Regions from separate parts of the Mus musculus genome. Here region 1 is linked to region 2. A link is a loop called in an ENCODE intact Hi-C map of the cell type or tissue named here. Cell type or tissue: heart. All regions are shown on one strand.

Evidence for each region. Peaks named below come from ENCODE experiments on the same cell type or tissue, not always from the same donor. Only the 100,000 strongest peaks of a DNase experiment are listed, where the experiment ranks them.
Region 1: a loop joins it to region 2, with 2.0 times the contacts of the local background. A loop is called at or near these places in 3 of 42 quality-filtered maps.

What each region holds. Positions count from the first base shown.
Region 1 is chr7:65,702,305-65,707,304 of GRCm38, forward strand. No RefSeq gene overlaps it. Among named protein-coding and RNA genes, the nearest start is that of Gm33234, 11 kb to the left of the region's middle. In heart, a CTCF peak has its summit at 2,596 (motif pointing right); a DNase peak (open chromatin) is centred at 2,597; H3K4me3 peaks cover 704 bases; H3K27ac peaks cover 708 bases; H3K27me3 peaks cover 340 bases.
Region 2 is chr7:65,832,378-65,837,377 of GRCm38, forward strand. No RefSeq gene overlaps it. Among named protein-coding and RNA genes, the nearest start is that of Gm20684, 27 kb to the right of the region's middle. In heart, no CTCF peak of the experiment used is centred here; no DNase peak of the experiment used is centred here.

The sequences.
Region 1 (5,000 bases), 130 kb before region 2:
GAGTAAAGCCGTCATTGCTTATACAAGGAAAAGGTTGGTTTTCAACACATCCCTGCATTTCAACAGGTAGGTGGTGAGAACTCTGGATCATAGACACACTGGAAGTGTTAAAAAAAAAATTCCTTGTGTGACAAGTGTTTTCTGAGTGGTCCCAGATCTGTTGTAGGCCTTTATGGAAGAGAAAAGACAGTAACAGTGTAGTCCAGGGGAGCCTTGCTCAGGGTTGGTTCTGAAACTGAGTCCTACATTTAATATCTGCACAAGACTGCTAGCCAACATCTAGATCCAGAAGCCATAGCGTACCTCTGGGGAATATTTCTACTGACCGCACAGGACAGCCAGCTGCGGCGTCTCATGCCTGTCTCCTTGGCACTTAGGAAGCTGAGGCAGGGAGTATGTTGCAGGAATTTTGAAGATGACCTGGACCACCACGTGGTATGTTCCAGGCTAGAATGCAGAGACAAAGCCTGTCTCCAAGGGAAAAAGAAACCCCAGAGGGCAAGCCTTTCTTTAGATGATTTAAGTGTGGGCTGCCTTAAAGTATGATCCAGTCATTGCCCCCTCCCACTCTGCCCGCCCACAGTTTCTCATCCCATTCCTCCTCCCCCTGTCTCCAAGAAGATGCCCCTCCCACGCCCCACTGACACACACCCCCCGCCGCCCCCCGCCCTCCCTGCCACCAGGGCTCCCCACTCCCTGGAGCCTCAACTCCCAAGAGTTAGATGCATCTTCTCCCACTGAGGCCAGACCAGGCAGTCCTCTGCTGTATATGTGAACCAGCTCATGTATGCTGCCTGGTTGGTGGCTCAGTGTCTGAGAGATCTCAGGGGTTCGGGTTAGTTGAGACTGATGGTCTTCCTATGGGGTCACCCTTCTCAACTTCTTCCATTCTTTCCCTAATTCAACCACAGAAGTCCCCGACTTCAGTCCTTTGGTTGGGTCTAAGTATTCGCTTCTGTCTTGGTCGGCTGCTTGTTGGGCCTCTCAGTGGACAGCCATGCTAGGCTTCTGTCTGTGAGCACAACGTAGCATCAGTAAGAGTGTCAGGCCTTTGAGCCTCCCCTTGAGATGATCCCAACTTGGACTGGTCACTGGACCGCCTTTCCCTCAGTCTCCTCTTCATTTTTGTTCCTGCAGTTCTTTTAGACAGGAACAATTCTGGGTCAGAGTTTTTGACTGTGGGATGGCAACCCCGTCCCTCCAGTTGATGCCCTGCCTTTCTACTGGAGGTAGATGCAATGAGTTGGGCATTTCATCTAAGGTCCCTCCCTTTGAGTCCTGAGAGTCTTTCACCTCCCAGGACTCGGTTACTTTCTAGAGGTTTCCCCAATCTCCCCACCCCCAGGTTGCATATTTCCATCCATTCTTCTGGCTCTCAGGGCTTCTCTCCTGTCCCCACCACCCCACACCTGATCATGTTCCCCTTTTACACTCCCTCTTCCCCTCCCCTCTCTCACCAAGGTCCCTCCCTCCCTCCCTCCCTCCCTCCCACCAAGGTCCCCCCCTTTTGCCTCCTGTGATTGTTTTCTTCTCCCTCCCAAGTAGGATTGAAGCATCATGCCCCTATGGTATGGTGGGGCATCTTTTGAGTATATGACCAAGAGTGGTATAGCTGGGTCTTCAGATAGATCTATTTCTGATTTTCTGAGGAACCTCCAGATTGATTTCCAGAGTGGTTGTACCAGTTTGCAATCCCACCAGCAATAGAGGAGTGTCCCTCTTTCTCCACATCCTCTCCAACATGTGCTATCACCTGAGTTTTTGATCTTAGCCGTTCTGATTGGTATAAAGTGGAATCTCAGGGTCGTTTTGATTTGCATTTCCCTGATGACTAAGGACTTTGAACATTTCTTTAAGTGCTTCTCAGTCATTTGAGATTCCTCTGTTGTGAATTCTCTGTTTAGCTCTATAAGCAAGAACTGTTTGGAGGAAACTTGAGTTCTTTATATGTTTTGGATATTAGCCCTCTATCGGATGTAGGGTTAGTGAAGAAAATTTTCCCTAATCTATAGGTTGCCAATTTGTCCCACTGACAGTGTCCTTTGCCTTAAAGAGCTTTCTAGTTTCATGAGGTCCCATCTATCAATTCTTGATCTTAGAGCCTGAGTCATTGGAGTTCTGTTTTGTAAATCCTCCCCCTTTCCCCATGCCAATGAGTTGGAGGCTCTTTCCCACTTTCTCTTCAATTAGAGTCAGTGTATCTGGTTTTATGTTGAATTCCTTGATCCACTTGGACTTGAGCTTTGTACAAGGTGACAAATATGGATCTATTTTCATTTTTTTCTACATACTGCCAGTTAGACCATTTATTGAGGATTCTTTCTTTTTTCCATTGTATATTTTTGTCTTCTTTGCCAAAGATCGAGTGTCTGTGTGTGGTTTTATGTCTGGGTCTTCGATTCTATTCCATGATCAACCTGTCTGTCTCTGTACCAGTATCACTATTGCTCTGTAGTACAGCTTGCGGTCAGGGATGATGGTTCCCCCAGAAGTTCTGTTATTGTTGAGAATTGGTTTTGCGCCTCTTTAAGGATGGTTCATCTTCCAGGATCTCTGATTAGAGACATGGGTGTAGGTGGGAGCAGTTCCAGTTCTGGCCACTAGAGGGCGCGCCCCTTACGTTCCAATGCTGTTTCCTGAAATTGCCAAGCTTGAGTTTAGCAGTGTTTCCAGCTGTGTGGGCTTTTCCAAGAGTCGGCTGACTTCTCTTATCTGGGAGACGGTTAAGCAGGTGTTCTTGTGTAGAAAGTAACTTTTTATATTCTTTTGCAAGAGGTAACCCTTTCGCCAACTCTGTCTTCCTGCCCTTCCTTAGCACTATGAACAAAGCTCTGTAGGCTTTCCCTTTTGAATGGCGGAGGTGGAGCAAGGGAAGTGCCTCGGGGGTGTTGCTGACTTAAACGTGATAGTGAAAGAAAGAATTAACAACATGCTGTACAGTTGGTCTCCCTGTGGCCTCCAGGTCTCAGATAAGCAGCAGGTTTTAAAGCTGAGAATGTCAACACTCCGTAGAGGGGGTCCTGAGTGAACTTATGCCCCAAATACTAAAAAGTTGGCAGGAAGGGGTAGCTTTTGGGGGCAGTGGGGCATTAGCTGGAAGTATACCCAGAAGCTTACACGCTGGGCTCTGAGACAGAACCTTTCAAGTACAGTTTAAACAGATTCACAAAGAATGAGTCTTGAAACACAGTGGTGAACTCATGCATGAGCCCCGAAGGGACCCACAGAAAGACCCGTACTTGCAGAGGCTCCTAGAGGAGGCTCCATGCGTCACAGCCCCCGAAACCCTGCTGGCAACCAGGTGCCAGGTTTGAGTGTGACTTTCAGGTTCTGTGTCCGCTGGGCTGGAGGTTGGGAAGTCTAATATCCAAGTGCTGGTGGAGTTAGAGACACTGAGGACCCCTTTCATCTTGGCACTGTCTTTCTGGGTCATCACATCCTATTCATAAACAGGGTCCCCCTAGAGCTCCTGTAATCCATGAGGGTTCAGCCCCCACGACTAGTCACTTCCTATAGATAGGCCCACTTCCTTGAGTGGCAAGATTTTGACAGCAGTGGAGGTGGAGGAACAGCCCACAGCTCTAGACTCTTTCAAGTTTCTACTGTAACCCAACTCCAAAGTCAAACACAAGGTTCCGTCATCCCACCAGTGGCCCCATTTCTTCTGTACCAGTTCTACATTACTTTTATTCTCACTGTGACTGAACACCTAACAGCAGCAACTTCGGGAAGGTCAGACCTGCTTTGGCTCCTGGTTCCACAGAAGTTTCAGTCCACCGTGGTGAGGAAGATGTAGCATCAGGAGTAGCTGCCTGCTTAGAGGCAGGAGTATGAGGCAGTGACTCTTAACATGGTACAAACAGGAGGCAGAGAGCAGAGCCTAGAACCAGAGCCAGGTATGTCCTTCAAAGACAGACCCCTGGTCACCTACTTTTTGCCAGCTAGGTTACACAGCCTAAAATCTACACAGCCTTCAAAACAGTGCTGCAAGTTAGGAAATGAGTATTCAAAGCCTGAGCCTCTGAAGGAGGGTCCATAACACCTGGTCCATTGACCTGATAATCTAGAAAAGTTTACTCCACGTTCTTGAATTCGAGGTATTGAAATTACCTTCTATAAATCCATTGTTTTCTTATAAAAATAATAAAGTGGGACGTGAACACATGCTGACGTGTAACATAGTTTCTGTTCTGTGAAAACAGTAAGGTTGAAGAGCGGTGCCTAACATAAGTGAGGTACACAATGGGTGAGCGATGCGCGAACCATTGGGCATGTCTTGAGAGGGAACAGAATATCTGCAGGTATTGCTAACATTATTGAAAAGGTGCTATGAGTGCTGGAGAGATAGCTCAGCAGTTAGTGCACACACAATTAATACTAAGTAAATCTGCTTTTAAAAGATTTTTAAATGATGGTAGAGAACAGCTGGATAATAACATCTCTCCGTAAAAATAAAATAAAATTAAATAAAAAGACAAACAGAAAATAGTGGAAACCATTACATCATTCCCCAAAACATGCAAACAAGCAGACAAAGACCAGCAAACAAGAAAAAAAGATGACAGGATGACCAAAAATGGCCAAGAAAGAGGGAAAATTTATGCAGGAGTATAAAGCTACTACCAAACTGGTCAGCAAACTCCAGGGACTTGAGAGAGAGGAGGTCAGAGAGGAATAGAGCAGTTTGCAGAAGGGGGGCAATGTCTTTATCTTTCTCTCTTCAGGCTGAGAAGAGGCCAGGGCAGGGGCTGGTGAACACCAGGACGAAGATGCTGATGCCGTGGAGTCTCCGTGCTAAATCAGAAACAGAAACAAAGCCTGGGGTAAAAGCTGTCAATCAGGAAAGCCACTCCCAACACATGCGCGGGCATCCTGGTTCAGGATAGTTAGAAGATCCTCATAAGTAAGGTGGGGTCCATATGTTGGAGTAGAGCTACTGCTTCCGCGTCTCCACGTCGCCTGAAGATGTTAGCCCACAGGATGCTGAATGGAACACCAAA
Region 2 (5,000 bases):
AGAGAGAGAAAGAGAGAGAGAGAGAGAGAGAGAGAGAGAAAGAAAGAAAGAAAGAAAGAAAGAAAGAAAGAAAGAAAGAAAGAAAGAAAGAAAGGCAAATAATAGCAAGAGTAGGGAGAGGGAACTCTCATATACTGTTACTGGGGATGGAAGTTAATACAGCCACTGTGGAAAAACGACGAATGCTCTTCAAGAAATGAGAACTTGGGGGCTGGAGAGATGGCTCAGCGGTTAAGAGCACTGACTGCTCCTCTGAAGGTTCTGAGTTCAAATCCCAGCAACCACATGGTGGCTCACAACTGTCCATAATGAGATCTGACATCCTCTTCTGGTGTGTCTAGAGACAGCCACAGTGTGCTTACATGTAATAATAAATAAATCTTAAAAAAAAAAAAGAAGAGATCTTGTGGTGTGTGCACTCAAGTGAAAGTACATCAAAGACACTGTAAACTCAGAAGTATCCCGCCATTCACAACAGCTGAGACACAGGATCAATGACATTTTAAAAAGAGGAAAAACTGTTTTGTTTGTCTAGAAAAAGAAAACACGTTCCCACTGGGAACTGCAAACAAAGCAGAGATTAAAGAAGCGCTTTAACCTGGGGAGCGACACCACACTCATCATGCTCAGAAGGTACAGGATCATCCCAGTGACAGATTTCTCTAAATTGGTATGTAAAGAACAATGTAGCAGCCCAAATCCCATTGGTCGGTTTGCAGAAATTGGTAACAAAATATCTACAACTTAGAAGGAAATGCAAAGAAATTACAAGAAGCAAAACAAATTTAAAAGAAGTGAACTTACTTCTTTTAAAGAAGTGCTTTTCCCTGCCTAACATTTAAGACATTTTAAGCAGCCACAGGAATTAAACAGAGAGATGGCTAAGCGGGTTAGTGGTGGGTGGTGGAGACATAGACACACAGAGATGGGTAGATCACTGGACAAGGAGAGCATGGACGTCGCTTTAGCACTCAGCTTCAGCTGAACCTTGCCTCGTCCCCCACGGGAATCCTGAGATAACACAGTTGTGGTTTTAATACTGGGGTTCACTGGTTACAGAGTAGCAGACAATGACTGCAGTTGGTTTCTTAAGCGGTAACCAAGCACCTACCCTAGGATATGGCTAGTCTGTTCTTTGTGTTGGCTCAGATTCACACAGTCTTGCTCACCAATGCCCCGGCAGCTTCATTTGTTCCACCCCCATGCTGGAAACAGCTCAGACACCAATCAGCAGGTGGACAGATATACACAATGTGTTACACACACTTTCTACAACAGAAGATGGTGTAGGAACTAAAAGGAATGAAACACTTGAGTGACTCTCAGAATACTGACACTGGGCCAAAGAAGACCATTCGTAAACAATACATATGACTCCATGTATATAAAGTTTTAGAAGATGTAAATCAATATATAGTGACAGTATTATAAATTACATTATAGGTAAGCATCATAAGTATATGCACATGTTAAATTTATTTTTGAATTTGTTAAATTATTATTGAATGAATTACATTATAACTAAAATATTATTTTTAAATTTATTAAATTCTTCAAGACATTGAGAGGTGGTGTTTGAGTCTTCCTGTATCCCAACTAGCAGTATATTCTTCAAAGCCAAAACAATTCTGAACAATTGCACACTGCTGGAGGTATGGCATACCCAATTTCAAGCTATACTACAGAGCCATAGTAGTAAAACCAGTGTGGCACTGGCACAAAAACAGACATTTTGATCAACGAATAGAATCAAAAAAGACCCGGATGAAGTCTACATCACACTTTAAACCAACTATTTTTTGACAAAGATGCCCAAAATACACATTTTTAATATGTTGACAGGGATGTGGGGTAGAGGGAAACCCTTGTATGCTGTTGGTGGAGTGCAAATTGGTGCAGCTACTGTTCCCACAGTGTGTCTGCTCCTCTTAAAACGACTAATAGATCTGCTAGATGGCCCTCCTGGGCGTGGACACAAAGGACTCCTTCCTACTGCAGAGACACATACTCATCCATGTTCATAGCTGCTCTATTCACAATAACTAGCACATAAGACAAGTTTCTACTCATTGATAGATAATAACAATGTGATACCTGTATACAGTGGACTTTTATTCTGTTTTAAAGAAAAATGAAACTTGAAAGTAAACGGATGGAGCTAGAAAAACATTTCTACTGAATGATGTAATCCAGAATCAGAAGAGAAAAAAAAAAAAAAAAAAAAGGATGTTCTCATTCTCAAGTAGAACCAGGAAACCAGAAAGGGACCATTGTTTAGGAGGAGGGAGGGGGTTCTTAAAGAGATGTGCTAGCTTTTGTCAACCTGACCCAAACTGTAGTCACCTGAGGAGAGGAAATCTTAACAGGAAAGTTGCCCCATCAGGTTGGCCAGTAGGCAATCCAGTGGGTCACTTCTTGATTAATTATTGAATCATTCTGGGCAGTACCAACCCCGGGACAGGTGGTTCTGGGTGCTATAATAAGTAAGTTGAGCAAGCCATAGGGAGCAAGCCAGTAAGCAGCTCTCCTCCAAGGCTTCTGCTTCAGCTCTTGCCTCCAGGTTCCTGCCTCACATTCATGACCCGACTTCCCTTCAGGATGCACTGGGACTGGGATGTGTAAGCCAAAGAAATCCTTTTCCTTCTAAGTTGCTTTTGGGTCCTGGTGTTTTCTTACGGTGTTAGAAAGCTAACTAGAAGAAAAGGACATGGTAAAACATAGATGGTGTGAACTGAACAGTGGAAATAAAGGGGGAGAAGGCTTAAGCGGAAAGAGGTATGGGAGGGGAGGGGGAGGGAGGGACAACTAACACTAATGACGTTTGCAAAAACAATATGGAATGCCACTATTTTGTAAGCTACACACACATATACACTAAAAGTTTAGTGGGAGTTAACCTATGCAGGGAATTATGCTCATTCCAGAAGCTATAGGTTGCCAAATAAAACGTCTAGAGCAAGGGTGTGGAATGCTTCCTCAAGGCAATAGGATCCGGATATCCTGTGTAGGGGAGGGAGTTCCTATTCTTCCACCTCTAACCGAGTTGCTAAGGACTGTAGAGGTCTTGTCTTTTACTGTCTGTTGTAATGCAAGGTCCCTAAGACCTGGAGTCTGCACACAGCCTCTGGAACCTGACCCCTAAGTTAATTCTGATTGATGAATGAAGATACCAACCGCTAATAGCTGAGTAGAAGAGAATAAGTGGGGTTAGGTTTCCCCAACCTAAGGAGGAGGGTGGGGAGAGAGAGAGAGAGAGAGAGAGAGAACACCAACCAGGAAGAGGGAGGAGGGAGAAGAGCCACCATGGGCTAGGGTCCAAGAGAACAGGGCCCAGAGGGCTGCCTGGTTGGAGTTGAGAGCAGCCCAGATGGAACACAGTAAATAGTGAGGCTTTGTTAGGGCATTGTCTCATTATTTACTTTGATGGCTTGGGGTTATCGATGGGAAGGTAGGTTCTAACTGCATGGCTATTGTGCTGCCTAAGGCATATTTAAAAATATAAAAGGCTGTAGTGTTTCTTTCATCCCGGAACATAAATGGTCTAAGGTGGGGGAAGAAGCTCTGGGCTGTTTTTTGGGTTTTTTTTGTTTTTGTTTTTGTTTTTGTTTTCCTACAACAGACAGGTGATAGCCTCCAGGGAAAGGAGAATCAGGGTTTTTTGTGAGGCTTCTGGGAGGTTGCTCATGCTATGGTCGGTGGTCTCACACCAAGCAAAACATATGGACAATACAAATTAGGGTTGGTGGGTTACTTTAAAAACAATAATAAGGATGGGTGGTGGTGGTGCACGTCTTTAAACCCAGCACTTGGGAGGCAGAGGCAGTTGGATTTCAGAGTTCAAGGCCAGTCTGGTCTACAGAGTGAGTACCAGGACAGCCAGGGCTATACAGAGAAACCCTGTCTCGAAAAACCCCAAAATAAAGTAAAATGACATAAAATAAAATAAAATTAAAATAAAGAAGGAACATGAAATTGGTGGTAAAGAGCTGGGGTGGGTCTTGGACAAGTTGAGCATAAATATGATGAAAGCATGGTCTATAAAACTCACAAAGAATAAATTAAATAATCTAAAACTTAAATTATTAGTTGAGCTAAATAATTATAAACGTTAAAAGTAAATGATTATATATTTTATTTACTCTGATAGGCTGGAAGAGAATATTCTTGTTGGATGGAGCATTTTGAAGACAAATATAGTTTTGGAATGTAAAAAGGCAAGGGCAGAAAACTGGTAAGCATCCAGAAAGTTGAGGAAATCTCCCAATAGTTAGGACAACAACAACAACAGAGAGCTGAACCAGCAAGTAGCAAAATTGGGCCCAAAGGAGTGATTGCAGCCTGAGGGGTGTCTATTTAAATACAGGGGAAGGCCGTGGGAAGGGGTTTCCAGAGCAGTGACCAGAGAACGTTTTTTGTGGATGCCAAGGCTCTCTGGCCCAAGACATTCACTGAGTGTCTAGCACAGTGAAAAACACCAAGCACACGTGAGGGTGTCACAAGTCAAGATGGGACTTCAGACACCACTCAATGGCAACACTGAAAACTAAAGAGAAGGTCAGCCTTTGACATTTGTTGGACTTCCAGCTCAGAATCCCAAGTCCTCCGCTATTCAGGCATAACAAGGAGGCCTACCCACTCTCAGACATGGACGAGCCTTCCCTTGGGGAAGGACAGCAAGAAGCTATCCCTACTGGAAGAACAACTTGTCCATGAAGGTAAATGATAAGTGTAATCGCACCTGGACCTATCTACAGCCTCAGAAACTATTTACACAGTCATGACAACATTGATGTCAAATATAGATTCATCTCAAAAGTTGATGCTATTCTACTTGAAGAATGAGAGGGGAAAGAAATGTCTTTGAGACCCTGGGAGTAGGGTAAGGAAACCTTATTTGTGCGTTTACTAAATTAAACACTCTCTTCTCTCCCTCAACCCTCATGCTTAAGTCTATATTAACCTATTTCTGTCTTAAAACTATTGTACTTATATGTATTTTG